Linked DNA regions of Homo sapiens: all the other regions are linked to region 3. The links are chromatin loops, found by intact Hi-C in ENCODE. Cell type or tissue: B cell. All regions are shown on one strand.

Region 1 (8,000 bases), 670 kb after region 3:
TTCGAAGTTCAGCCATAGTTTTATTAGAACACAGCTACACTTGTTTGTTTGGGTGTTCTCTATGTGCTTTCATACCAAAATAGCAGAACTGAATAGTTGCAACAGAGACCATATAGCCTTCAAAGCCAAAAATATTTACTCTCTGGCCATCTATAGAAAATTCTTGCCGAGCCCGGTTCTAGCAGGTAAGGAAGATGTCATGACCACGGTGAGAGGAACAATAACTAACATATATCGAATACTTGCTTTGGGCAAGCACTTTGCTAAGCCCCTCCTTTCATCAAGTCATTTATTCCTTGCCATCCTGTTATATCTCCACTGCTTACAGAAGAAAGGGAGACTCAGAGACGCGAAGCCACTTGCTCAAGGGCGCATAGCTAAAAAGTAGCCCAGGCAGTAATGTAATTCCAGCTCTGCTGGGCCAGAGCCAGCCTGGGCTGTTAACAATTGTGCAGACCCAGGACTCAAAATCTGATATTGTGAGGCCAGTTTCCATGCTCCTTTCCTCCATATCATATTGCTTCCAAAGTTGGGAGAAGTTCTAGAGACACCCATGAGGTCCTTAATCTCTCCCACCCTCCACCCACACCCCCTCCCTGGGTTCTGTCCATGCCTGCCACCCTCTGTGAGCTGGGCTGCTCAGCACTGCCCACAGAGGCTCTGGTGAGGTTGGCCATTGTCAGTGTTGAGGATGGAAGATGGTGAAGACCAGGCACAGGCCGGATTGTAGAAACCACAGAGTGACAGGTGAGTGAAGGTGGAGTGGGGAAGTGTGGTTCCCTGGGGCTCTTGCCAGCCACCCACTCACCGGGCATGGTTCGTGGCCAAATTAGATCACATCAAAGTTCCAGCCTTCTCCGCCTGATTTACTGGCCTGGCCTTCTCACTGAGGTTCGCTTAATTAATTGGCAGTGGGAAACGTGCTGGATTTGGTGAAATTCGTCTCTGTTGTGCAGCTTCCCCCTCCTTTCCTTCAACCGTGAAGAGGTTCATTAAATCCTGCACAGCCCCCAGCGGAGTTGTGGGTCTAGACAGGTCACTGCATCCATCCCAATTGCTGCTGTGTCATGCCTGAGCCTTGCTGGGTTTGGGGGACTTTTGTGGTCATAGATTCAGTCATGGTCTCATTCATTCACTCACGGGAAGTCACTTCGTCTCTGCTTCTTCATTCCTTCTGTTTGCCAGTCAGTCATTCACTTACTTTTAAACTCACTCAAATTCCAGTGCTTTAAGAGGGTGAGGCAGGAGCAATGCATGAAGCCAGGGGTTCCAGGCTCGCCTAGGCAACATAGCTAGACCCTGTTTCTTAAAAGTAAAATAAAATAAAAAATAAGTAAACTTACTCACTCATTTGTTCTCTCACGAAGTCCACCACTAATTCACTCTATGAATTCCTTCTTTTATCACTGAAGCAGCCTATTACAGTGGAGAGACTGAGAACTTGGAGAATCAGGCAATCCTGGGTTTGAACAGATTTTTCTCACTGTGAGCTTGGATATGTTATCCTGGGGGATTTGCTTAGCACAGTTCCTTGATCAGTAAAATGAGCCTATAAAATCTACCTCATGTATAGTAATATGATGCTTGGCACAGAGTAGACAGCGAATAAATGGTGGCTACTGTGATTGTGGCAGGTATAATGCTAATCACTTGGACTTTGAAAATGAATGGAAGGTTAGGGTCTGGTGGGGAAGGGAGGGCTGGCATGTGGGAGAGGGGCTGGCCTGGTCAAAGTTGCAGTGAAGTGCACACATGGAGAAGTTGGGTGGTCCAGGGGGGATGAGTCCTCACAGTCTTTCCCTTTAACAGACGAGGAAACTGAGACTCCGAGACAGTGTTTCCTCAGTCATGAATGTAGAGCTTGGATGCAAACCTAAGTCTGGCTGGTTCTAAACTCCTGCTCTTTCCTCTGCTACCTGGGGATAGCTGGTCCTTCTGAGGCAGGGACTGCAGAGGACTGGGAGCCAGGTTCTCTGTGTTGGCCTGGGCAAGGGACGGACACAGACACCCAACAAGCAGGGATGGAGGCAAGATGCCAACACACAGCAAAGGCCTCTCCACAAGTGTCTGACAGGCGTTTTGAGGCCTCATTCTTTCTTTTCAGAGCTGTCACGTGGAGGTCTGGTTCATCTGGGCTGCAGCCTCCCTGCATCCTAAGCTTCAGGACATCTGTCCTTCCTTCCCTGTGTCTTCATCTGACATCACTCCTCATTCCCTACCCCTATGCTGGGTTCTGGAGAAGAGACAGGCTCCCTGCTTCCCAGGATGGCTGAAGGGGGAGAGGCCCAGCAGGACAGACAGTGGTAAGGGCTGTCCCATGGCCATCAGAGGCTATAAGCAGGAGGCCCCACCTCTGGTGGGGTTGCCGGTGTAGGCAGCACCAAAGAGGCAATGAAGCTGGGCCCAGAAGGGCCAGGGAGGAGCTCCCAGGCAGACCAGAGGAAAGCAGTCTTAACAAGGGCAGGGGCAGAGGGGACACCACAGCAGGGAGCCACCCCAGCAGGGAGCCACCCAATGGGGCTCCAAGTCTCCAAGTCTTCCAGGGTCTTTGTGTTCAGTGAATTGGGGGAGCCCCAAGGAGAAGGCAGTGTTCTCTGGACCTCACTTGGGAGAAGACTAGAGGGAGAAAATGAGGGCCAAGGAGGGAGTAAGGGCCCCAGAGCCACACAGTCCAGCGAGAGCAGATGAACCCAGCCTGGTCAGGGTGGACTGCTGAGGGTGGCCTTCCTGGAGGACTGGAGCTGGCAAGGTGAACTGGCATTACCAAGGGGGAGGACTGCAGGGTTTGGGGAAGAATGAAGAGAGGTGAGGGAGCAAGTCACTTCTCCTGTCTGAATCCCAGCTTCATCTTCTGTAAAATGGGACTCCCACCTTCTTTATAGGGCTGCTATGGTGATGCAATGAAGCAATATGGGTGGGTCTTGCAGCAATGGTGCCTGCGTGGAGAAAGCACTCTGCCTGTGTCTGTTTCCTTTTCCTCCTCCCATGCCCATTTGTCTCTACTTTTCCAGGCTGGTCTGGGGAAAACTTCACATTGCCCCCAAAGGACCTGGTTATTGGGGATTTTGCAATGACCATGGCAGGGTGCCAGGTACTCTGAGTGGTGAAGGGGAAGGTCAGGGCACTGCTGGTTCAGGGATTGATTGTGGTTGGATGGGGCCAGGCCAGGATGGGGTTGGAGGGGGCTGGAGACTAGAGCTGGACTGCGGACTATGGTCCAGATGAGGGGCTGGAGATGTTAGGGATAGGAAGCTACAGGTCTGTGGCCAAAAGGAGTGGGGGGCACTCAAAGCCCAAGGCTCAGACAACCTTCAGGACAGTTCTGGTCATTGTCTTTTCCAGAACTGAAAGACCAGAGACGGCCTCACTTTCAAAAAGCATCCTTTTATTCTCACTCCTCCCTTTTATTTTATTTTTTCAAATAACGAGTTAGTTCACTCTGTGCTGGAGCCAAGGGGGTAGTTTAATGAAAATCAATACAGAAATTAAAGATGAGGGGAGAGCGGGGAGGACGGCTCAATTTCAAGTCCAAGAAGAAAATCACCAAGGGCAAGAGCTGGAAAACTGCTGCCTGTCTCCATGCAGCTCCTTCACGCCCCACCCTCATTTCCTGGGGCAGCTTCTTGGAATCAATAGGCCCTGACAGCTGAGGTGCTGGGCTGGAAGAGAGATGAAGACAGGGAGGCCTATATTGAGCTCTTGAAATCCCAGAGGCCCTGGGCAGGAGGGAGTGGGCTGCAAGCGGGAATGGTGGGGAGGCTCTGTGGCCCCAGCTGCTGTTTTACAGGGGTCTGTCTCCACTGTCTGCTCCCTGTATAATTGCAGATGGTCATAAATAGTTAATTTTTGCAAAAAATAAATAAAAAATTCAAACAAGCAAAAAAACCTCACTTTAATCAGTTTTTCTCACCATTATGCCCATTTGCTTTTCACGGTCATTTTGTAAGGAAGGCAGGGAGAGATGGTCACCTCCATCTTATTTACAGAAGAGCAAGTTGAGGCTGGAAAGGATAGAGATACTGGGAGGGACAGAGGCTGGACTGAGAACCCTGCGTTTTTGCTCCTAATCCTAAGTGTGCCCCCTGGTCCCATTAGGTGAATGGTGTCATAGTGTGCAGATCCCAAAGCAAAGCTACTACTTTCTTGCTAGAGTTGGTTCTAATATATAAGCCAGGCTGGATAGAGACAGAGGGGCTGTGAATGCAAGGCAAAAAAATCTTTGCTTAATTTGTCTTGCAATCCCTTCTTACCTAGGAATAGCTTTTAGAGAGAGGGAGAGAGAATGCCTCTGAATGAAGGTCGCAGATGCCTCTTCACCTCTCTTTGGCACTCAACCCATCTAGGATTATCAGCTTCCTCCACTCCTCACACCCCCAAACACTAGCCTTCAACTCCCATGGGAATGGGCTAAGGCTTTGCAGAGAGGCCCAGGGTCCCAGGTTAGCTGTGCTGTGACTCTGGCTGACAGGCAGAAAGGAACTGAGGCTGGCACTGTCATTGTCACTCTTCCCAGCCTTGCAAGGGGGCAGGGCCCATGATTGAGCCTTCTCAGAGGGACTGTGGCTTGTTCACTTTCGACATACCAAGGCTCCTGTCTGTCTGTCTTGATGGCTGGGGTGGGGGCACTTAAGGAGGCCAGGATGCAAAGAGGCAGGAACTAAATTAGCCACACTGCCCCACCTGCCCTCTCCCCTTCTAACAAAGACCTAGGCTGAGATTATGGGCCAGTACTTTCCAGACTGAAGGAAGGCTCGGGGACTGCGCCTTTCCCGCCAGGTCCAACCTGAGTTTGGAGAAGGGATGGGGCTGCCAGGCAGTCCAGGTGCCTAAGTGCAGCAGTGGGTTTGCAGGAGCAGGCTCCATCCGCAGAGGCTCGGTGGGACCCCATGTGCTGTGCAACAGCGACCCCTGGTGGATAAGAACACCAGTGGCCGCTCCATCAGGCTGCCTGGGGTAGGCTTCTCCTGGGGCTGTTGAGGCTGGTGGTCTCTGGGCTCCAGGACCAACAGTCAGGGCCAGTGTGTGGGGCGGAGTGAGTGGGGGAGTAGGGGAGGTTTACAAATTCAGGGCAGTGAGGGCTTTTTCCTACTGAGCCAGCCTCCGATGATGTAGGCAAATCTTTCATTCCAACATGTATCTAACTTCCAGATTTCCCCAGAGAGTCTGTCCTGTGTGTTCTTGGAGTGGAAATCTTCCTAGGCCTCCTAGTTCCCACTGGACAAAATCCAAACCCCTCAGCCTGGCACTGAAGGTGCCCTCTGAGCAAGCTGCCTCCAGCACATTGCCCCTTTGGTAAACAAGCCTGGGTTTGGTGCCCAGCTCTACCACTTATTCACTGTGTGTGTGACCTTGCACCCCTCTGAGCCCCATTTCATCACAGGTGAAAGTGAAGTGTCAATCCCTGCCTTGCAGGTTGTGAAGATGATACAAGTCAATGCTCCATAGATGTGAGTTATTTTCCCCTTCCCACCAAATTTCTCCACCAAAGGTCTTTGGGGCCTCCTTGCCTTGGAGCCTCTGCCTGTGCTGGGTGTCCCAATGAGAGTTTCACCTCCACTGTTGACATCTCGCTCTAAGGCCTCCTCTGGACCTCCTTCCCGACTGTGATCCTCCCTCCTTGGTGCTCACACAGTATGTGGTACTGCTCTGGAAGCGTATCCCACACTGCCTGACCTCAAACCTCTGCCTTGGCTTCCCCACCAAGAGACACTATCTCACCCACTTCTTTAGTCCATCAGGGAAGTGGTTTGCACACACAGGTGAATAATGTTTGCTATGAAACCAAATAAATACCAATTGAAGATTTCTGGTTCGTTCTTCCTCATTGCAGATGAGAAAATAGAGGCCCAGAGAGGTGAAATGATGTGCACACCCACATTCCCGAGATCAACCACAGGGCTGAGACCAGAATGCAGAATGTCTGACTTCACTTGAAACAGCATGGCAGGATGCTGTGATCAGTTTCAGACCCTGATGAGGGGTGGGAGTTGGGGGAGTATAAACATCATAGGGTCCCTCAATAAGGACAGAATGGAATTTGCCCTGAGCCCCTGTTTGCACCACTTAGCCCTGGCAATTTGCACCGGCTTTGCCCGTCTCCTAATTCTAATGGCCCTAAGCCCAAGTTCTTAGGTCTCAAAGAGACTTAGGGAGGTTGGTGGGCCAAGATGAGCTCTGCAAGTCAGCCTGAGATAAGTCAGATGAGTAGAAGCCCTTTGAGGCTGGCTATGTTTCCTGGGTAAAGTTCAGCAGGCTTGATGTTAGTGAAGAGATCCTGGGACAAGTTCTTCATTTGCCACTGATTTGCTAAGTGACCACAGGGAAGTTTTCTAATCCCTATGAGCCTCAATTTTCTCATTTGATGGGATTCCTAGTTCTGCTGGTATCCTGTGGCATATGAAGTAATTTTGTGAGATGTAATGTGATGAACAAAAGTTAGATGTTTAGCTGGCAGGGCTAGGAATTCTAGCCTGTTCTGTGGGCTACAGACATGCCTGTTCTGTGGGTTTGGGTTGTGTTGAGTGGGTGGTGTTCTTCCAGGAGTTGTTAGAAGAGAGCTGGGTGCCTGTGAATTCTTAGATGGAGCTCTGCATTTGAGAGTTTGTGTGTGTGTGTGTGTGTGTGTGTGTGTGTGTGTGTGTGTGGTGGAGTGGGATGCAGCAGGCTTAGCAGGGTAAAGTTGTTGTGTATCTCCTAGCTGGTCCCAAAGAATCTGGTGAGAGCAGAAAATAAATGAGAAGTCTGATGAAAACACAGTGCTGTTGCTGGGGAGAAGGGAGGCCGTGCTCACAGGGAAGCAAAGATTGCCTAGGACATGGGACAAGGTACAGAGGTGGCACTCTCAGCCACCCCTGAGTGCTTCTGGAGTGGGGCAAGTGCTAGTTTGGAGGGGAGCAGGGTAAAGGAGGTTGCTTGGGCTGGTGGGGTGGAGGGAGGATTGAAAGGATGATACACTGTGAAGGTTTAGGGTAGAATTTGGTAGGCAGGATCCACTTCTGGGAACAGTCTGGCACTGACAGTGCAGCATGGACAGTAGGCCAGCCCTCAAAGCCCAGAACTAGAACCATCACCCACAACCTGCTGCCGGCAAGTGGTGGGTCCTCTGGTCACCCACAGAGATAAAGAGAGACAGGGAGAAGGAAGGAGGATAAGAAAAGGGGAAGAGACTTACTGGAGGAAGAGAAAGGGAGAAGAGCTGGAAAGACACAAGCCCAGCTAATGGACAATCAATTTCCAAAGGAGTGTTTCGTTCTCTCTTTGGGCTACTTCAAAAATACAAACCAAGTTATTTGGAGATTTGTAATAGCTGGACATACAGTGCTCTGCTTGTGACCAACTTGAGTGTACCGTCCTCTCTTATTATGGTTTCAATTTTTATTTTCCTGATGAGTAATGGTTTTGAACACTTGTTCACATCCTTACTGGCCATTTGGTTATCATCTTTTGTGAAATGTAGGGCTGAGTCTTTTGCCCATTTTTAAAACACTGGGTTGTTTGTCTTTTCTTATTGATGTATAAACTTTGAAAAACACGTTCTACATATAAATTCTCTTAAGATACATATTATCAGCCTGTGGTAGGTTTTTTTATTCTCTTAATGGTGTCTTTTGATAAATAGAAATGCTTAATTTTGTTAAAATTCAATTTATTGACCTTTTCTTTTGTAGTCGGTGCTGCTTGCGTCCATTTAAGAAATCATTGATTTTTCCAAAATTATGAAAATATTCTCCTAATTTTCTTCTAGGAGCTTTATTGTTTTGCCTTTAAAATTTTGGCTTATGATATATTTCAACCTAATTTTAAAATGGTGTTCAAGGTCAATTTTTTTCCCATATGGATACCCAATTGAGCCAGCACTGTTTATTGAAAAGACTGTACTTTCAGCACTGAATTGAAGTGATACCTTTTTCTTTTTTTTTTAAATAGTGATACATGCATGAGTCTGTTTCTGGATTTTTTTTTTCTGTTCCATTAGCCTTTTTGTTCATCTTGTGCCAATA
Region 2 (8,000 bases), 470 kb after region 3:
CTGGTGAATAAAAAAAATTACTGTGAAACTTTCAGAGAATTTTAAAGAAAAATAACTAGTTTATAAACAGCACAGATAATATAGCTTGCTTGGGGCATGAATAAATGTCTAAATGTCATTGGAAGATATTGATTTTCACAGCTAGTTTGTTTGATCCTTTCTATTAAAGTCCTTACCCAGTGCTAAATGATCAATACCACTTAAGAGTGTTCTCAGAACATCACAAAAAAAGATGATTAAAAGGACAAAAATGTATGGATAAAACAAAAATCTGATGCTCTTTTTGGTCCTGTCTGAAAATGATATTTTACTCTATGCCCCAAATCTACCCCATGCACATTCTGAAAATTTCTGACTTCATCTTTTCAGACTTTTTATTCTCTCTCTCTCTCTCATATATAGATAGCTATATAACTACTTTTTATTTTGTGCACTGTCATTGGCACAACTTAACTGTGGCCAGACAAAACATGTGAGGAATTTACATGCTTGAAACCAAAACATTATTATATTTTTGTGATATATCTAGAGCCAACTGAAAGGAATTAGAAAAAAACACCACAAAATTTAGTTGGGCAGAAAAGTGGTTAAATCCAACGTGGGTGTTTCAAAATACCATTTGTCCCAATTAACTCACTATAAAAGAGCCCAGCATATTCTATTCCAAAGTAGAATCATTTTGGAAGCAAATAATATATTTTGTTTAACAATGGTGCATTCCTTTTAGAGTATAAAAGCCTCTGGGATGCCAAAATGGTTTATTTGAAACTTTTGTTGCTGGTATTTAGAAAGTAAATCCTAAAGATTTTGTTAAAATTTTTGGCAAGTCAAATGGTTTCTAACTGTTTGTTTTCAACAAAACTGAAAAAGATTCAAATCAAGATATCTTGTACATCGTTAAAAATTATTTTTAAAGCTAGATTAGCAGGTGCTTTCTGGCATTTAACTCAGAAGTAGTTCAAAGAATTGTGATATTGCAATGACAAAACTTCTTCCATTCCCATTCTCATTTTTTATGTGAATGAAGTTTCTTAACTCTTACATCCATTAAAACAACAACTACCAGATAGTGTGAGAATTGCTGCTGAGCATTTTTTTTATTTTAGTAGTATGTAAGAATTGTCCATGGATGATGGAACTGATTAAAAAATATCCATCTTGTTAAGAGATGCATTTCTAGTAAAAATTGACTGTCTATATAATTAATATAAATGTAATATGTTTATGTTTAATCAATTCTATTATAAATATTTGTAATGATAATTCATTTTAGAAGAAAATTTTATAAAGTATTATAGATATGAGAAATGAAAATATATATTCATCTATTTTTTCAAGAAGAATAAAATGAATGAGTAAAAAACTCTCAACAATAAAATGTAATGCATTATGATGAAATTCAAGGGAAATAGAAGTATGTAAAATTTTTGACAGTTAAAGAAAAGCCTGCTCCTTTATTTCTGAAATGGATGATATCATTATCAAGTTGCTATGGTATTTAGATTCCAAAGGCTGTATTTAAAAGAGCAAGACATTGAGAGGCCAAGGCAAGCAGATCACTTGAGGTCAGGAGCTCAAGACCAGCTTGGCCAACATGGTGAAACCTCATCTCTACTAGAAATACAAAAATTAACTGGATGTGGTGGCATGCTCCTGTAATCCCAGCTACTTGGGAGGCTGAGGCAGGAGAACCACTTGAACCTGGGAAGCAGAGATTGCAGTGAGCTTAGATCATGCCACTGCACTCCAGCCTGGGCAACAGACTAAAGTGCAGACTCCATCTGGAAAAAGAGAAAAAGAGCAATGCAATAGCTTAAAATGTCAATAGTTATAATATATTGGAAAGTTTATATTTTCTATTTTATAACTATTTAAATTTATGAGAAACATTTAGGTGTCACCTAAAAAAAGTTAGTGAGCAAAATTGTTTGAAGATCACTGTACTAAGCTATGCAGACTTGTAATAATCTCAGTTAGTTTAACTTTTGTAATCTGAAAAAGTAGACATAATTATATCAAATTTACAGAGTACTGTGAGAGTTAAATGAAATAATAAATGCAAACATCCTAGCAATAAAAAAGGTCTCAATGAATGTTAAGTTTATTTTCAAGTGAAGACTCCAAGTTGAACTGACCTTTCTAAGAAAGATGGTGTGAGGCCTGCCCCAGCTCCAATGAGAGAGGTTATAGAAGCCATACCTTGGGTTAGCAGCCCTGGGTAAGGTGTAGGGACAGGCCAAAAATTCCAGAGAAATGAAGAGACATATCTGGGTACTACTTAATTGGGGCAGGACCAGAACAGGAAACCAAACAATTTCCCACTTCTCCACATACAAAACATTTCCTATGTGTCTGGTGCAGTGTGTCAAAGCCATTTCAATCATATAATTTAATCCCATGAACAAACTAAAACAAAGGTTTTCCAATGAGATTTTCTCTGACCCACTACATTCAAATTGCAAGTTCATCCCCATTTCCTGCTTAATTTTTCCATTATACACAACATCTGGCATTTCATATATTTTATTTTTTATTTGTCTGTTCCCCACTAGAATGTAGTAAGGTAGAAATCATGAGTTTTGTTTACCATACTATATTCACCACCTGCAATAGTGTTGGGCATGTAGTAGGTGTTTACTGAATTCAATGTATCAATAAATATTTAAAAACTTAAAGGAAAAATATTTTAGGGGACAATGTTTATGAACCAAGTGAAAACTTGTGGGATGAATGCAAGAACAAAAATGTGGACAAATAAGTGTTGAAGGGGCCTGTCTGAAGGGTACTAATTAATAAATCATTTTCATTCTGGAAAAATCTTTCCAGTGCTTTCAAAACTCTGCTTTGTGTTTTGTTCAGGCAGAGTTAATTAGTGCTCCATGAATAAAGGTTCCATAGTAAAATAAGCTTGAGAAATCTTTTTGGAAATTCATGACATTAAAAGACTGAAAGAAAAAACATAAATGAAAATATAATCTTAAATTTTGTTTAAGGGAAAGTGAATTTATTTGTGCAGAATACATTTTTCTTCACTTACTTTTAAACGTTTTCCATTGAATATTAGCTTATGAATTTCTGCTTTTTAGGCATACCTCAGTTCTATGTTCTTAGTGACATCTTGCTGAAAACAGTGCTCTGAATACGTGACATGAGGCTAGAGAAAGTCATAACTGAAGGGACAGACTAAGTGAATGGCGGCTTGGAGCACCAACCTATAAAGAGGCTAAGACATCTCTAGGCTATTGGAAATATGCCACCAGTTCTGTTTTCCACTACTAGATGGAAAATGGTGAAATGCACATGGTTCTTACTTCTGCTGAAGGAGATAGTGCCCTCTAGTGGAAATTAAAACAAAAAGACCCTCCTTGCTGGCGTCAATTGCTAGAGCTGTGCTCCTCACTAACCACTACACGTGGCTATTTAAAATTTTAATTTCCTATGTTTTAAATTAAAATTTCTGTTTCTCAGCTAAGTTGTATTAGCCACACTTCCAGAGCTCAACAGCCACATGTGGCTAGCGGTTACTGTACTGGATAGCACAGAAATAGAACATTCTCACCTTTGGACAAAGTTTGTACGGGGTGTACCACTAACCCCAAGCTAAGCAGCTGACATGCCTTAAGTCTGTTGTCATAGTCAACTAAAATTCCCAAACCATTAAAATGCCTGGTATTGTGCTTTTTACTAGGAATGAGTGATTCACTTTGTTGTTGAATTTTTCATTTCTTAAAAATACCTCTCAAGAAGTAATTTCAGAAAAAAACCACAATTTCAAATATTTTAACTTTAAATAAACAAAAATGCTACATTAAACATAGCTTTTATAGCATAAAAAGGCATACTATTTTTTATTTATGGAAAATTAGTTTTATTGTATCCCTACTAAATAATATTGAACAATTTTACAAAGAATTTTGGCTTAAAGCAGTGTCATATTTTTAGCTTATTTGTATTCTCTATCCTACACTTTTCTAGGTGGGCTCTATCTTCCTCAACTTCAGTAAGGAATAATGAGAGTTACTAAAGTTTCAGGCTTGCGTTATTTCTGGAAATCCAAAATACTCACGAAAACTATTTGGAAGGCAAGTTTTGTCATAAACAATCCATGGCATTTATCCTGCATGAAAGCTGGGTAGTAGCACAAGAAAACCAATAAAGATTCACAAACATTTGGCTTACTTATTCTGGTCATGTCCATATGTGTAAAAGAGGCAACTGGCAGGCATCATGCCCAAGAAATTCTCATCAATTAAAATCCACTTTGGGAGGCTGAGGTGGGCAGATTATGAGGTCAGGAGTTCGAGACCAGCCTGGCCAACATGGTGAAACACTCCTTCTACTAAAAAGACAAAATGAAGCCAGGCATGGTGGCACACGCCTGTAATCCCAGCTACTCGGGAGGCTGAGGCAGGAGAATTGCTTGAATCTGGTTGGCAGAGGTTGCAGTGAGCCAAAATCGCACCACTGCACTCCAGCCTGGGTGGCAGAGCAAGACTCTGTCTCAAAAAAAAAAAAATTATCTTTTGTTTATTGCTGTAACCATTCTCTTAAAAGCCTCAGTCAGTATCCTCTGCACACACTTCCTTCAAAATCTATCTCATATATAACATTCTAAGTGCTAGAAAAATATTAAAAGTGTCTCTTTCTTTTTCTTATGTCATTGACTTGAATTGTCTTGCTGGCTGAGACATATTTTTGATGCTTATTAAGTTAAATTACCTCTTTCTACGGAGTCAATTCATTCTATCATAAAACACAGCATGCAAAATATTACTGACAATGTATGACCTCATAATTATGTATTTTACATAGAATCTTTTACAAAATGCTTTTCTCTATATATTCATTAGCTTGACAATTTGTTGTTATTTTAATGTAATGTATTTCCTCTTGTCAGCACATTGGGAACTGGGGTTTCTTGATCAGGCCTTGGGAAAAGTGCATTTGAATAGAAGCTTGAGAGATTAGTTGTCACTAACAAATTAAACATAAGACAAATAAGTGTAGCATCTTGCAATATGTACCCAAAAGCTAACTATACATATATATGGAAAGCCTGGGGGAGACATGGCTCAGTAGATACATTTGTGAAAAATATTTGGTGGTTTTAGTGATTCTTGGTTTTGAGATATGTTGGCAAAATGACAGTGTAGTGGATACTAATTGGGACAACTGTTTGACTATCCCTTCTCCTCTCTGAGAACAACAATAACACACAGGGTTAGGTCTCCATTGATCATGTCTGATCTAAATGACCTGCAGCGAACTTGCCCCGGTGGCGTGAAAAAGACTGGCCAGCCAACCTCTGTTCCCAAGATTTGTCACTCAGAACTAAGGAGAGAGAGTTTGTTAATGACATGTGAGATACGGCACCTGTCAGTCCTATATTTCCCAGCATGAGTGTCCTGGAAGGATTTATGCCTTTCAAGTTCTAGTCAAGTAACTGTCAGGTCAGTTTGCCCATTCTGTGCAGTAAAATAAGATGTAGCCATTTATGCCTAGTGATCCATTATTGGAACGCTAAGCTAGTGGGAGTCATTTATATCCTGCTGCTCAAGTTCATCACCAAGGTCTGATTTTTCACCAAAATATGGCAACTTCCAGCATAAATGGGTTAAAATCTCAGTTATTGTCCTCTGTACAAACTTCTTCCAAAATTCTTTTCTTTACTCTTTATCCTTCAAAATCTCCTATATTTTCAGTGACTTTTTTTTTTTTGCCTAAGCTCATTTGAGTTGGCTTTCTATCACTTGCAACCAAAGTTGAGAATACATATTGTTGTCAAAGGAACTAATGTAATCTTAGTTTACAATACTGTAAGTAGTTAAGACAAGATGAGTGATACCCATATTTTATTTTAAACTGTTGCAATATAGTGATTCTGGATGTCAAATTTGATGGTGAAGAGATTCAAAGTTACATCATATAAAAAAGGAGTTTGAAAGAATTAGGAATTTAACTTAGAAAAGAGACTCCATTTGAATGATAGCCTGCTATGTGGCTATTAGATTTGTTTTATACTGATTTAAAGGAACTTGAAAATTATCTGAAGTCCAACATGCTTTCAATGCCTAAATCTCTTCTATTTACTGCCTAGTAGATAGCTGACTTATTCTTGATAAATCCAGTGATTTAAAAATAATTCCGCTAAGAGCTATTGAGTACCCACTGTGTGCTAACTACTGTACTAGAATGTGTTTTGGCAATGAGGAGAGATATTGTCTCTGACCTTGTGGCAACTATGGGTTCGCTAAGGAATTAACTACCACTTGACACATCTCATCTTTAGATAATTCAGAAAATTCTTCCTGGGACCAGTGGAAAAACATTATAGAAATACATGATCTATTTGAATAGTTTGAAAATGGCTAAATCTAAATGAGACCAGATATTTAGACAGAATTGGATAACATCCAGTCTTAGATTACATGAAAATAAGGGCACCTTTTGTACAAGTGGTTTCCAATATTGGGACTGCAGACCACAAGGAATCCAAGGAGTTACTTAAAAAGGTTTAGGAATCCACATGTGCTTTAGTAATAATTTTGGATTAATAAGTAATATTGCTACCACTATTATGTAAGTGACCTTTGAAATTTTCATCCACTCATGCATTCATCATTCAATATGTAGAAGATCTATCAGGTTCTAGATATCGTTCTAAAAGCTGGAGGAAAAATCCAGAACAAAAACATTCGGAAAGACTGGGAGTCACCACTTTGTGCTCCTTGCAATACTCAGCATATTTACTTTATGCTTTTATCAGAATGTCAGATGGCAAATCTATGATTCTGTTGGCTTTTGGGGAGTGGGCAGACTGGGCTTTTCATATGCAAAGTTGATAAACAAGTTGTTAGGATATAAATAGTACTCTGTAAGCCATATGATCCAGGATGACTCAAAAGTTTTAGGACTTTTATTTTGACCTATGGTAGTGGATAAAATATAACTTGACCAAAACTACATTATTTTTCTATGTTCACACAAAAAGAGTTTCTTCTTTTCTTATGGCAGTTAATTTAATATGAAACAGGCCTGTTCAAAAATAATGAGATGTCTGTTTCCATGGTAGCTTTACAAGAACTGTCCACAAAGCAGAAGATTTCAAAAGCTCCAGTAACCTGTCCTCAGAATTGTGTGGTTGTTAATAATCTTGGGAGACCCTGCAGTCCTAGGGCATATGGTATCAGAAGTGAGAAAAGAAAACAATCAAGCTCTGTTCTTTGCCCCTTTCTTTGCACAGGGCTAAAAGGTGAGGGCAAGACTACAGAGACCCATTAGTCAAGATACATCTTAAAAAGAATTAGTTAAAACCAGTGAATTGTGCACTATCCCAGTGCTATCTGTTGTGGGACACATTTTTATTGCCTGTATTACAAAGAATAATACATAAGTGTTCACAAGAGCAGTGCCTTCTTCCAATATTACTGATAAAATCAATACTATCTATGCATAGTCATGTTAAAATACAGAAAATCTTCTAGGTTATAAGCAGATAAAAAGGGACTCTACAGTATTAATATACTTAAAAGAAAGATATGTCAAAAGAATGGAGTGTTGGCATGAAATATGGTAAACATGGTGTCAAAGAGGAATATTTTGGCAGCATTTATACAGTGTTGTCTAGAAAATGAAGAGAAACCAAATTGTTACTTATATCTCTGCTGTAGGACAGAGATTTTTTTAAAAATCAGGTTTTATTATGGCTTGAATGAAATCTCTCTGTGGTTTATACATTTCTGTGCTTGCCAAGTAATTATTAAAAATTCTTAAATTGCTTGTTGATTAACTAGCTGCCAGGAAGCAGACACAGTATACTATTCATTGTGGAGGTATACATTCCATTGTATATTAACATGTTTTCATGGAAGATCTGATCAGTGAATTTGGGTATAGAGTATGACTGATAGCCTAAATTAGTAAATTTGACTGTCTAGCTTATGTATGTATCATTTATTGAGAATCTGAGATCCACCAGCTCATGTTCATGGATAAAATGA
Region 3 (8,000 bases):
TTTATAATATACATTTTTTCTAATTAAAAAAGGGAGGCCAGGTGCGGTGGCTCACGCCTGTAATCCCAGCACTTTGGGAGGCCAAGGCGGGCAGATCTCCTGAGATCAGGAGTTCGAGATCAGCCTGGCCAAAATGGTGAAACCCCACCTCTACTAAAAATACAAAACTTAGCCCGGCGTAGTGGCACATGCCTGTAGTCCCAGCTACTCGGGAGGCTGAGGCAGAAGAATTGCTTGAACCTGGGAGGCAGAGGTTGCAGTGAGCCGAGATTGTGCCACTGCACTCCAGCCTGGGTGACAGAGCGAGACTCCGTCTCAAAAAAAAAAAAAAAGGGGGATATACATTGAAGATTTTTTTTCAATAAAGACAATATGATTGGCCAGGCTAGGTGGCTCATGCCTGTAATCCCAGCACTCTGGGAGGCCAAGGCGGGCAGACCACTTGAGGTCAGGAGTTGGAGACCACCTTGACCAACATGGCGAAACCCCAGCTTCTTGGGAGGCTGAGGCATAAGAATTGCTTGAACCAAGGAGGTGGAGGTTGCAGGTGAGCCGACATCTGCCACTGTACTCCAGCCTGGGTGACAGAGCAAGACTCTGTCTCAAAAAAAAAAATTTAAAAAAAATCTAAAAATAGCTGCTAAAAAAAGACAATATGATAAATTACTATATTGTACTAGGTAGTGAAACTTACTGTGTTTTTTCCCCTTCAATACTATCCATCTAGAGAAGGGAGAATATCCTGAGAATATATTTTCCAATATGTGTAACATGTATATACATCGTGTGTACATATGCATATTGTGTATATGATTCTTATTTCATAGAAATAAATACTGCATTTCTTTAGGTCCACTTGAATCTAAGCCTGAGCTCCCATCCTGCCATGCTGGTGAGAAATTCTACCTTAGTTATCATTGAGCATTTCCTCTCCATCCAGGGTTGTACAAAGTTTCTAGGGCTTGAATTATTATAGAAGTACCTGGAATTATCTCAAATTACTTGGTCATCTCTCCACATTGATTTGGTGCTGGGATTCCCTTTTGTGCCATCTTCACTTCAGACTGGTGACTCTCATATTTCTTTACCACTGTTGGTACTCAAGAATCTGGAATCAAGTAAGTGAATGTGGCAGCCCCTGCACCCAAGTACAGCTTCCTAAGGTACCCCATGTGGCTTTCCTCTTTGAGGTTTTGCCACTATCTGGGCTTTGTTACAGAACAAGATGGGAATCTTAGCTATTCACTCAAACTATAGGCTTCAGACTTCTAAGTTTTTTTCTTTTTTCTTTTCTTTTCTTTTTTTTTTTTAATAGAAACGGGGTCTCACTATGTTGCCCAGGCAGGTCTTGAACTCCTGGGCTCGAGCCATCTACCCAGCTCAGCCTCCCAAAGTGCTGGGATTACAGGCATGAGCCACTGAGCTTGGCCCAGACTTCTAACTTTTGAGGAATCCCTCTTTCACCTCCCTCTTCTCATTTCACAAGACAGAGCCTATGGTATTTCTGAGCAGTGTTTGCTTTTTGCCTTACAAAAATCTGAAGTCTAGATACTTGCTTGAATGGGAGAAAGGGGTAGTAGGATAGGAGAACACATAAAATTAATATCTCAAGGCTGGGCGCAGTGGCTCATGCCTGTAATCCCAGCACTTTGGGAGGCTGAGGAGGGTGGATCACCTGAGGTCAGGAGTTTGAGACCAGCCTGACCAAAATAGTGAAATCCCCATCTCTACTAAAAATACAAAATTAGCCGGGCATGGAGGTGCATGTCTGTAACCCCAGCTACTTGGGAAGCTGAGGCAGGAGAATCACTTGAACCCAGGAGGTGGAGGTTGCAGTGAGCCGAAATTGTGCCACTGCACTCCAGACTGGGCAACAAGAGCAAAACTCTGCCTCAAAAATACATACATACATACATACATAAATAAAATAAAATAAAAATTAATATCTCAAAATAAACTGCCACAAAAAATTTGTATCAAATTATATATGATTCTTTTTAAACCTGCTTTTCTATGTAAACATTAAACCACGAACATTTCTTCATGTCACATGCTTTAAATGTCTGTATAGCTATAAGGTATTACATCATATAAATGTTTCATAATTTATTTGACTAATATTTGATAGCCTTTAAACAGCTTGCTTTAAACTAGCCTTATCTGCACCCACTCCCACCTTTTTAAAATTTTAATTTTAATTTATTTGTTTATTTTTAGGACAGGCTTTTGCTCTGTTGCCCAGGCTGGAGTGCAGTGGTGTGATCAAAGTTCACTCCTGGGCTCAAGCAACTCTCCTGCCTCAGCCTCTAGAGTAGCTGGGTCTACAGGAGTGAGCCACTGTGCTGACCATTTTTTTTTTAATTACTGTGTTTTTTCCCTTTCAATACTATCCATCTGGAGAAGGGAGAATATCCTGAGAATATATTTTCCAATATGTGTAACATGTATATACATCGTGTGTACATATGCATATTTAAAAAAATTAAAAAAACAAACAAACCTGCTTATAGGAGGCCAGGTGCGGTGGCTCACGCCTGTAATCCCAGCACTTTGGGAGGCAGGCAGATCTCCTGAGATCAGGAATTCAAGACCAGCCTGGCCAACATGGCAAAACCCCGTCTCTACTAAAAATACAAAATTAGCGGGCATGGTGGCAGACGCCTGTAATCCCAGCTACTCGGGAGGCTGAGGCAGGAGAATTGCTTGAACCCAGGAGGCAGAGGTTGCAGTGGGCCGAGATTGCACCACTGCAATCCAGCTTGGGCGACAGAACGAGACTCCATCTCAGGAAAAACAAAAACAAAAAACAAACAAAAAAACCCCTGGTATTTTAGAAGCTTTTTATTTTTAACTGGTTATTCAGAAGCTAAGGTTTTTTTTTTTTCTGGCAACAGCTAACACTTGGAATAGAGCAATCTGGAATTAATAGACATAATTGGGAAGAATAACAATTTAGAGTTATATCTAAACTGTATAATATAATTTTCCTCCCTCAGTGTGTGACTAAAAGAGAGGCCTGTACAAAAGCCATGGCACACTTGAGTTGTTTAGAAATATTTTTTTCCAGAAATTAAGCAATTATTACAGACTGTCATCTAGATAGTTGAGTAACAATGAATCTTACATGTTCATGGGAAAATTTCTTTTTCTTTCTTTCTTTTTTTTTTTTTTTTGAGACGGAGTTTTGCTCTTGTTGCCTAGGCTAGAGTGCAATGGCACGATCTCGGCTCACTGCAACCTCCGCCTCCAGGGTTCAAGAGGTTCTCCTGCCTCAGCTTCCCGAGTAGCTGGGATTACAAGCATGCGCCACCACACCCGGCTAATTTTTGTATTTTTAGTAGAGACGGGGGTTTCTCCATTTTGGTCAGGCTGGTCTCGAACTCCCGATCTCAGGTGATGCGCCCACCTCGGCCTCCCAAAGTGCTGGGATTACAGGCATGAGCCACCCCACCCGGCCATTCATGGGAAAATTTCAGTTTGGCTTTTATTTGGATTTTTTTTATTCTAAAAAATCCTGAAATAACTAATAATGGTCTTTAAATTGGAGAATTAGTGTTGTTTTTCTGTTCCATTCTTCCTGCAAGATACCTCTATTGATCAATTTTGCAAATACTGGTTAAGAATCAGGGTGTATCCTGATCCAAATCCCCAAATCATGCTTCGAGGAGTTGAAAGCCATTAAAACCCCAAGAAACCAAATATCTCTTTTGTTGGTCCACAAGTAGGGCTTTTATATAAGAGCCACTCTGAAGTGTCCAGCCAAGCACTTTCAGCCACCAATATATATGCATAGAAGGTAATAGTGAAAAGCACAGGTTTTGGAGCCAGACATTTCTCATTCCTTCAAAAAATATTTGTTGATCACCTTACTATATACTAAGCATTATTACTAACAATAATAACTGTTATTACTAATCCCGGCCAATGTCTTCTCATTTTCAAAATAAACCTCTCTTAGGCCGCGCGAGGTGGCTCACGCCTGTAATCCCAGCACTTTGGGAGGCCGAGGGGGGCGGATCACCTGCGGTCAAGAATTCGAAACCAGCCTGACCAACATGGCGAAACCCCGTCTTTACTAAAAATACAAACATTAGCCGGGCTTGGTGGTGAGCGCCTGTAATCCCAACTACTCAGGAGGCTGAGGCAAGAGAATCGCTTGAACCCGGGAGGTGGAGGTTGCAGTGAGCAGAGATCTTGCCACTGCACTCCAGCCTGGGCGAAAGAGCGAGACTCCGACTCCAAAAAACAAACAAACAGAAAAACAAACAAAAAAACTCAGATATTTCTTCCTCTAATAGGACAAAGGCAGCATTTAAAAAAATTTTTTTTTATTTTTATTTTTGAGACGGAGTCTCGCTCTGTCGCCCAGGCTGGAGTGCAGTGGCACGATCTCGGCTTATCGCAAGCTCCGCCTCCTGAGTTCATGCCATTCTCCTGCCTCAGCCTCCCGAGTAGCTGGGACTACAGGCGCCCGCCACCACGCCAGGCTAATTTTGTTTTTCTATTTTTAGTAGAGATGGGGTTTCACTGTGTTAGCCAGGATGGTCTCAATCTCCTGACCTCGTGATCCGCCCGCCTCGGCCTCCCGAAGTGCTGGGATTACAGGCGTGAGCCACCGCGCCCTGCCAAAGGCAACATTTTTTCGTGTCATGATGGCTTCAGAATTTCTTTTCCTTTAGCTTGTTGCTGGAGTGGCAACGGCAACAAGAGAACAGACATTTTATGATGGAAGGAGTATGCTTACAAATAGGCCAAATATTTTCATTTGTTTTATTTCTTTATCTTTCCTCAAGACAAGAGAGAAAAAATTCAATCCTTAGTCTGCCAATAGACCAATAATTCCTAAGATATTGTTTACAATAAAAGTAATATGTCCTTTAAAACTAATGTTTTCTAGAATTTCAGTGGCAAACTAAGTGCGCAGTTCCTTCCTCTACTGCTAGGTGGCGATTAATGCCTTATTTAGAAAAAACAATTCTTCCTCCCTGACCCCACCACCCTCGCCCAGAAAAATACGTGCATTTTCTCTTCTTTAAGGTAAGACTTCCCTTAAGGATAATATTCTTTTATTCCTGTTTTGTCCAAGTGAATTTACATTCACCTTTTCCTTTAATTGTTAAGAATAACACATACAAATCAAACGCATACTGCAATAACTAAGGAAGAATAGATCATATCTTTTAAAGAGGGTGGTTTCCAAACTGAGTGTATGTTCATGAATGATACAGAGTAGGAAGTTGCTATAACTTCCCTGCAGGGTTTTTTTTTTTTTTCAGTTTCACTAAAGAAAAATTTCCTGGCCCATGCTAACATCATGCCTAATGTGATTAATTATAAATATAACATTATTAAATATAAAATAAAAATAGAGAAGGAAAATTATTTTAAAGACCTAAAGGCAATTTTAATGTGGTAAAATTACCCTTTTTTTTTTTTTTTTAGACAGAGTATCACTTTGTCACCCAGGCTGGAGTGCAGTGCCATGATCTCAGCTCCCTGCAACTTCCATCTCCCAGGTTCAAGTGATTCTCATGCCTCAGCCTCCCCAGTAGCTGAAATTACAGATGTGCACTGCCACACCTGGCTAACTTTTGTATTTTTAGTAGAGATGGGGTTTTGCCATGTTGGCCAGGCTGGTCTCGAACTCCTGGCCTCAAGTGATCCGCCTGCCTCGGACTCCCAAAGTGCTGGGATTACAAGTGTGAGCCACCGCGCCTGGCCTAAAATTGCTTTTTAATGTGAACTATGGGAAAAACAACGAAATAATTATTCATAAAAGTAACTGAGGGGGTATAATATAAAAAAATTTTTTTTCAGGCAATCTTTCAATATTTATTCCTAGCAAAATTACTTAAAAACTACACATAGTTCCTATGTATTTATAAGTCTAGTGAATCTGGTCTACATTTTTTTCTAAGTATGTTTAATTGTGTGTACATTGCTGTCTCCAACCTTCTTTGCCAAAAAGAATACGTGTAGTGGATGTTTGTTTTATATAAAATTCAAATATTGAATCCCTGTTTAAAGAAGACTCTCGGTTTGGGTCTTAAACTAAAGACTTTTCCCAGGCTGGACTCGATGAAGTCTAAAATCAAAAAGAAAAGCTGCTTCTGGCATTCTAGGCCTTCCCTGCATCCAGATGGCCTGTCTGTAGCCTAGCCAGAACCAAACCCTTCCTGCTGCCTTTTCAGCTGGTCTTGGATGACAGCCCCATGCTACGCCAGCTTCCATATCCCTTAACTCTTGAATGTCCAAGATTTTTAAGAAGAAGTGGGACTTCCCATGTGAATTTGGTTGAAAGGGTAAATCAAGTTTTATACTTGAAGTTTAGTTTATAAAATATTTATTCACATCACTACCACCAACCCCTTCACAGGCTTCCTCCCACAGTAGCTCAGTCAGCCAAGTGGCATCAGAGGGAGCACCGTTTGGAAGGGAGTGTGTGTGGGCAGCTTGCAGGTGAGGACAGGGCTGCCAAGGCAGACCATGCGGTCTGTCCTGTGCCTACACCCAGTACCTGACTTCTGCCTTTCCAGAGCATTTGTATACACACAGCAGTTCTGTTGTTTGGGGTGTGCGTAATTTCAAAAAGTACTTTTTAAAATAACTCATTGACAAGACTTACATTTAGCAAACAAGAATATGTAATGGCAGATATAAAATGACCATGCATGGATTTAAGTGGGAACTTCTCTGAAGTCGTTGGGACAGAAAAACAAATCTACTCCATGTTTTAAAAGTACCTTTGGAAATCTTACTAGTGGCAGCCATTGTTTTCTTATGGGTTCTCAAAGGCTTATTTGTCTGTGGGAATTTCAACAGAAGGTAATACACAGGCAAACTACACTTGAAGGCAACATTTCTCTCTGGCTTTCCTTTTCTACACAGAGAGATATTCTAACTGATTTGCAAGGGTGCTTCTCAGTTGGCCGGAATGAGATATTTTCAGATGAAAGCCTATGACTCTGTGTCACTTTCCCCCTTATTTTTGAATCTCATGTCTTAGTTCTGCAGTCACTGTTATTTTTAATTATTATTATTATGCCTGTTGCCAAGCTATTCCACTTTACACAGAGTTGATTAGAGACCTGACAAATCCAGGCCAACATAAAGTCCTGGCTTCCAGATCAGACTACGTGAACAAAGAAAAAAAAGAAATCTACCAAAGTGCCAGCTTTTAGAAAGCTCTTAAAGGAAAAAAAGGAAGAAAAAAATAATTTTAAAAACCAAAACAAACTAGAGTTATAAAGAGTGGAGCTTAAGAACAGGACCCACGGGCCGGGTGCGGTGGCTCACGCCTGTAATCCCAGCACTTTGGGAGGGCGAGACGGGCGGATCACGAAGTCAGGAGATGGAGACCATCCTGGCTAACATGGTGAAACCCCGTCTCTACTAAAAATACAAAAACAGAATTAGCCGGGCGTGGTGGCAGGCGCCTATAGTCCCAGCTACTCAGGAGGCTGAGGCAGGAGAATGGCGTGAACCTGGGAGGTGGAGCTTGCAGTGAGCCGAGATTGCGCCACTGCACTCCAGCCTGGGTGACAGAGCGAGACTCCGTCTCAAACAAACAAACAAAGAAAAAAAAAACAACAACAGGACCCACAGGAGGAAGATAAAGGATAAAAAAATCCTATATGGCTAAGATAAAAAGGAAACATATAAATGAGAGAATAAAAATAGACCTGATATCACTATAGATTTGCAGCATTTAGCCTGTAGTGCTGCGTGACTACTCTAAGCAGCAGGAACCTCTCTCCACCACTAACATAAAAGGGGCACTCTGGCACAGGGTTTCCATTTGTGGCTTCAGAACTGAAATGTTTCCCTTGACCCTCTCTACCCACCCAGCTCTGTTCAGATCTTCACTCCCTTGTTTTCAGCTTCCCTACTTGCTCTCTGCATTTGCCTGGCCCACAAATGCACAAAGTTGCCTTCTGTGGGTGACCTTGTCTTTTTGCAACTAAGATGATGAAAACTGGAACTCTCCATCCAGCTACGTT

What was found. Peaks named below come from ENCODE experiments on the same cell type or tissue, not always from the same donor. Only the 100,000 strongest peaks of a DNase experiment are listed, where the experiment ranks them.
Region 1: a loop joins it to region 3, with 18 times the contacts of the local background. A loop is called at or near these places in 7 of 110 quality-filtered maps.
Region 2: a loop joins it to region 3, with 6 times the contacts of the local background. A loop is called at or near these places in 9 of 110 quality-filtered maps.

What each region holds. Positions count from the first base shown.
Region 1 is chr11:15,203,904-15,211,903 of GRCh38, forward strand. All of the region lies in intron 7 of INSC (INSC spindle orientation adaptor protein), which reads left to right. Among named protein-coding and RNA genes, the nearest start is that of INSC, 93 kb to the left of the region's middle. RefSeq lists a silencer at 4,858-4,907. In B cell, CTCF peaks have their summits at 4,910 (motif pointing left) and 5,110; a DNase peak (open chromatin) is centred at 4,898; H3K27me3 peaks cover 1,665 bases.
Region 2 is chr11:15,002,993-15,010,992 of GRCh38, forward strand. No RefSeq gene overlaps it. Among named protein-coding and RNA genes, the nearest start is that of CALCA, 35 kb to the left of the region's middle. RefSeq lists a silencer at 3,071-3,365. In B cell, CTCF peaks have their summits at 3,350 (motif pointing left) and 3,551; a DNase peak (open chromatin) is centred at 3,319.
Region 3 is chr11:14,532,288-14,540,287 of GRCh38, forward strand. It overlaps a transcript of PSMA1 not described here. Among named protein-coding and RNA genes, the nearest start is that of PSMA1, 16 kb to the left of the region's middle. In B cell, CTCF peaks have their summits at 4,914 and 5,122; a DNase peak (open chromatin) is centred at 5,114; H3K4me3 peaks cover 355 bases; H3K27ac peaks cover 379 bases.